Regions from separate parts of the Homo sapiens genome. Here region 2 is linked to region 1. A link is a loop called in an ENCODE intact Hi-C map of the cell type or tissue named here. Cell type or tissue: heart left ventricle. All regions are shown on one strand. Each heading gives the region's core, and the rest is flanking DNA. Links, peaks and the distances in the headings are about the cores only.

Region 1 (2,919 bases), core at 188-2,687:
GCCTGAGCACCATAGCGAAACCTCATCTTAAAAAAAAAAAATCCCCATTTGTTGAGGCTGGGCAGTCAGTAAATACTCCATAATATGGTCAAAAAGTCTAGAGTGCAAAAATATATATAGATAGATTAAAAAAAAATCTAGGGTGGAAGTAAAAAAGAGGAACTGGATTCATGGGACTGTTAAGAAAGAACTTTCTACTAGTAAGGGTACTGAACGTGGTAGTTGCCTAACCAGGGAAGCTGGAGGAAATTTATGTTTACTTCTGACAAGAAATGTGGCTATAGAGTGCCTGATACTTGTGTTGACATGTGAGTGAAGCAGAGTGTTGAAGGCCTTGTACCTGGACTCCTGGATTTGAATCCTGGTCCTGCCACTTACAAGCTACGTGATCTTGGGCAAATTTCTTAAGCGCTCTGCCTTAGTTTTCTCATCTATAACTTGAAGATAATGTTTTAGCATTGTTGACAGGATCTAATGTATATAAGGTGCTTACAACAGTGTATGGCATACAATAAATAGTATGCAAATAGGTAGCTATTACTACTGTTAAAATATATATTTTTTCAATCACAGTGGTGTTGCCTTTGAAAAACCTTCAGCAGTGGTATAGATCCTGATCTACTGAATGTTTTAGAATAGTCTCTCTGATAATGCAGGCATGTGTTCCAGCAGATGTCCTCATGCCCAGTCCAGCTGCAGAACTTTACTTATTTATTTATTTTTTATTTTTTGGTTATTTGAATTTCTTTTTTTTCTTTTTTTAAATTTATTATTATTATACTTTAAGTTTTAGGATACATGTGCACAACGTGCAGGTTTGTTACATATGTATACATGTGCCATGTTGGTGTGCTGCACCCATTAACTCGTCATTTAGCAGTTAGGTATATCTCCTAATGCTATCCCTCCCCCCTCCCCACACCCCACAACAGTCCCTGGTATGTGATGTTCCCTTTCCTGTGTCCATGTGTTCTCATTGTTCAATTCCCACCTATGAGTGAGAACATGTGGTGTTTGGTTTTTTGTCCTTGCGATAGTTTGCTGAGAATGATGGTTTCCAGCTTCATCCATGTCCCTACAAAGGACATGAACTCGTCATTTTTTAAGAACTTTAGAAATTTGGACGCTGCTTCTCTTTCCTGGGGCTTCAAGGTGAGACACACTCTTCCTAGATGGACTCAGTTACCCAGGACTTTGGCACCCTCTAGTGCATGATAAATGTTGATGCTTTCCAGTTCCCCCCAGCATCTTAGAAAATCAGAGCAACCCCGAGCAGCAAATCATCCCATTGTAGAGGGCTGCTGGGAAAACCCTGCACCCTTGTCCAGGATAGACCTTGTAGGATCAACTGGGAGATCTTGATGTACATTTAAGATCCTGACTCTGCATCAGCAGCAGCAACAGAAGCTAGCAAGAGGCTCCATGACTTTAATCAGCATTCACCGCCAAGTCCATTATCTGTGTTGCTGAAAATGTGGGAGAGACATTGTGGTCATGTGTCAGCCTGTGAAGGATATGCTGACAGCCACATCCCAGAAAAATGCTGCAATTAAACCAAGTCTGAATGCTGTTCAAGCAAAGATGTAAGTACATTTAAAGTGAGAAACATGAGTGAAGAGGCCTCTGTGGGAGTTTAGAAAGGAAGAGACCAAGAAGATTGATTCTCATTCAGGTCATCATAAAACATTACACGAAGGAGGGAACATGTCAAGAGTTTTTGCTATGACTGAAGAGAGAAGAATTGTTTGCCACAGAGTAGGTGGGACAGAGAAGGCAGAGCCTGAGGTGTGCGTGGACTGAGAGAGAATGAACTGTGCCTTGCATAGTGGTGAGTATCCTCACTCCTGAACACTGTTTCTACATCTTTCTTGTCAAAGGAAAAGTTGGGGTGGGTTAGGGAAAGAGTGAGGGCCCCTTTCCCTTTATTATAGTCTTAGGATTAAAGGATGAGAGAGACAGAATGGCCAACCCCAGGCACATGTGTCCTGAGCTGAGAAGGACTCCTGAGTAAGTGAGTGGGTTAGTAAGTCCCTTCTGGTCTGGACGTCTTCCCTGGGTCCTCTTTTCTGTGAATGCCAAATGCCATTTATCCACTGGGATGTGCTCCCTACCCTACATATACCATGACATAGGTACGATGTAGGGAAGTAAAGCAGTGAACAACTTTTACTTTATCTGGACACCTGGACTGAGGATGATCTTGCCAATAAATCTACCCTACTTTACTTCCATTTTGGCAACATTCACTAACACCACGAAAAACACCATTTTCTTCTGTGTGTGTGTGTGTGTGTGTGTGTGTATGGCAAGGAGGGGTGTTAAAACTTACTACATATCAATTCTAAGATCCAGGGGGGCTTTATTTACACTTTCCTATCTCTGAAATTGAGATACCTCTTACATATAATATGGTGCATCATAATTTAATTGGTGGCAATTTTTATTTTTTCATAATATATAAAGTAATAATAAAATTGGAATTCATCTTCCAAATTGTTGATATCTATCTTGATGATGATAACTGATGAAATCTGGTAGTATGAAGCATGTTACCTAAATCCCTTCCAGAAGTCTGCCTTGCCCAATAATACCCCAAATATTTCAAATGCAAAATTTATTCTTCTGAATTATTGCAACTCAGATCTAAGGCATAAATATTTGCAGTGGATGCCATGGTGATCTTCCCAGAATACCCCCACCTAGGACTGGAATTGTTGTTGGTCAATAGCTTTCAGATGAAGAGAACTGCCCCTCCCTCAAACCTCATCCCCATCTTGGGGTCAGGCCACATCCAATGATTGGTTTATGTGGAGATGTGAAGGCTTGCCTCCTTTCCCCATTTGGGATAACTATAGAAGGCCATCCAATTCCAGAGCTTCCGGTAGGATTGGCTGAGGCCTTTGTTACACTGATTTTTAT
Region 2 (2,919 bases), core at 151-2,650, 510 kb before region 1:
TATGGCTGTGTAGTATTCCATGGCGAATATATACCACATTTTCTTTATCCAGTCCACTGTTGTTGGGCACCTGGGTTGATTCCATGTTTTTGCTATTGTGAATAGTGCTGCAGTGAACATATGGGTGCATGTATCCTTTTGGTAGAATGATTTATTTTCCTTTGGGCATATATCTGGTAATGGGATTGCTGGGACAAATAGTAGTTCAGCCTAACTTCTTTGAGAAATCTACAAACTGCTCTCTACAGTGGCTAGACTAATTTGCATTCTTGCCAACAGCATATGTGTTCCCTTTTCTCCATAGCCTTGCTAGCACCTGTTATTTTTTGACTTTTTAACAAAAGTCACTCTGACAGGCGAGAGATGGTATCTCATTGTGGTTTTGATTTGCATTTCTCTGATGATTAGTGTTGTTGAGCATTTTGTCATATGTTTGTTGGCTGGTTGTATGTCTTCGTTTTAGAAGTGTTTGTCCATGTCTTTTGTCAACTTTTAATGAGGTTATTTGCTTTTTGCTTATTGATTTAAGTTTTTATATCGATTTTGGGTCTTAGACATTTGTTAGATGCATAGTTTGTGAATATTTTCTTCCATTCTGTAGGTTGTCTCTTTACTTCCTCGATGGTTTCTCTTGCTGTGCAGAAGCTCTTTAGTTTAATTAGGTCCCACTTGTCAATTTTTGTTTTTGTTGCAGTTGCATTTGAGGACTTAGTCATAAATTCTTTGCCAAGGCCAATATTGAGAAGGGTATTTCCTAAGCTTTCTTTTAGGATTCTTATAGCTTGAGGTCTTACATTTAAGTCGTTAATCCGTCTTGAGTTATTGTTTGTATGTGGTGATAGGTAGGAGTCCAGTTTTATTCTTTTACCTATGTATAGCCAGTCATCCCGGCACCATTTATTGAATAGGGAATCTTTTCTCCATCGTTTATTTTTGTTGAGTTTGCTAATAGATATTTGATAATACAGAACTTGGATATGACTTTTGGACACACTTAGATGTGGAGATTTTTCTCTTGGTTGCATTTGTGTATGTGTGAGAATAAGGAGAAAGGACTAATACATGGTCATTTCTATTTGCTGCTGTAGCAGCAAGGAGAATCTGGCAGAGGTAGACTGTGTGTGTGTGTGTGTGTGTGTGTGTGTGTAAGTATTGGCCATGACACATTGACACATCCTGTAATGACACTATCTCCCATGTGCTTGTCATTCTCCAATGTGCTAGGCTTCAAAACCTCACCAGGGGGCGCAATTGTAATTTCTCGCATTCATTTCGTTCATCAACCATTTATCTAGTTAGCCTCTACTGTATGCCTGTCACTGAAATGCATTGTTTTGTTTTAAACCTCATTTGAATCCTGTGAGGTAGATTGAATTACCCCTCTTTCCATAAAGGGAATTGAGCTTTAGGAGATGTTAAGTAAATTATGTCGTCAGCAATACATGGAGAAGCCGGAATTTGAACCCGTGTTTTTCTGCCTGCAGAATGTAAACCCAATACCCTTACACCCTGCTGCCTCCCCCATGTCATGCTATCTCAAAGACTGAGTTCTGTTCTCCAACCCTCTCCCTCCTGGATATCTTTACAGTGCTCGGCTCTCCACGGAGCTACTCCGTGGAAGTCCCTGTTCACCTGACCAGCAGGTGAGCACCTCGGCCCTTAGCCTGGGTTTGTGTTTCCTTATAATATCCCTATTTGGGACCTTGTCATTCATATCTGCATTTTATTTATTGTTATTATTTTTGAGACAGAGTTTCACTCTGTTGCCCATGCTAGAGTGCAGCGGTGCGATCTTGGCTCACTGCAACCTCTGCCCTCCAGGTTCAAGCAATTCTCCTGCCTCAGCCTCCTGAGTAGCTGGGATTACAGGCACTCACCACCATGCCCAGCTAATTTTTGTATTTTTAGTACAGATGGGGTTTCACCATGTTGGCCAGGTTGGTCTCAAACTCCTGGCCTCAGGTGATCCGCCTGCCTTGGCTTCCCAAAGTGCTGGGATTACAGGTGTGAGGCATCACGCCCAGCTGATATCTGCATTTTAAAGGCACATTTCCAACTTAGATGCTATGGAAGCATCCACATTTCATTTTACCTGTCTCTGTGGCTTGGCCTAAGTCTCCCTTAAGGTGGCTGTTCCCTAAACTCAGAGTAGCTTTTGAGAGGAAGGATGCTGCCTCCGAGAGGGACAACCCTTTAAGCTATTTCCAGTTAGCAATACAGCACCCCAGTCAGGACTGTCTGGTAAGGAGAGCAGAATCTTGCTGGAGGCCACTTGAGAAAGTTAGAGGTCCATCTTGATCTGAATGATGGGACAGAGGAAACAGAAGACTTCCTGAGAGGGGAGTGGTCAGCAAAGCCTGGGACCATGGAATTCCGTGTGAAGATTTGGCTAAAATATGGGGTGAAGGCAAGCGGCAGATGGGCTGATGCTTGTGACTTAGGGCTTCAAAGGAGCCCAAGCTAATCATTTTCTCAGCACAATTTGTGCTTATTTTTTGCTTTTGTTTCAGAACACGAGCCAGGGGGTGGGATAGAGGGGTGGGAGTGAGTCTTGAGTCTTATTATCCAGTTGACTAACTGAAGTCTATTTTTTTTTTTTTTGGTAATGACTATAGAGTTTTCTTCACATTTCACAGATTGAAACCCTTTACTTTGAGAATATGGCTAAACCTGTCCAAAGATACTGCCCAGAGCTATTGATTTGCTCTCTCCAAAAGGACATTCTTGTCATTAAATCATATTTTCCTAAAGATGGGATGTAGCAAACCTCATTGACTGCAGCCTAGTGCATAGCCAGCTCCTTGAGCACAGGAAGGGACTCTCTTCCACACTGGACACAGGTGGCTCCCTCACTTGTTTCCAGAGGTCCTCTTTAGAGCTAGCACCTGTCTCCCACAAGCCCCCGCCCCCACCCCCCCA

What was found. Hi-C counts contacts between places; a loop is a spot of excess contacts. Peaks named below come from ENCODE experiments on the same cell type or tissue, not always from the same donor. Only the 100,000 strongest peaks of a DNase experiment are listed, where the experiment ranks them.
Region 2: it touches region 1 in a loop (14-fold over the local background); 59 of 110 quality-filtered maps call a loop at or near these places.

What each region holds. Positions count from the first base shown.
Region 1 is chr1:166,432,671-166,435,589 of GRCh38, forward strand. No RefSeq gene overlaps it. Among named protein-coding and RNA genes, the nearest start is that of LINC01675, 56 kb to the right of the region's middle. In heart left ventricle, for the core only: a CTCF peak has its summit at 1,229 (motif pointing left); no DNase peak of the experiment used is centred there.
Region 2 is chr1:165,927,040-165,929,958 of GRCh38, forward strand. No RefSeq gene overlaps it. Among named protein-coding and RNA genes, the nearest start is that of MIR3658, 21 kb to the left of the region's middle. RefSeq lists a silencer at 1,234-1,343. In heart left ventricle, for the core only: a CTCF peak has its summit at 1,250 (motif pointing right); no DNase peak of the experiment used is centred there.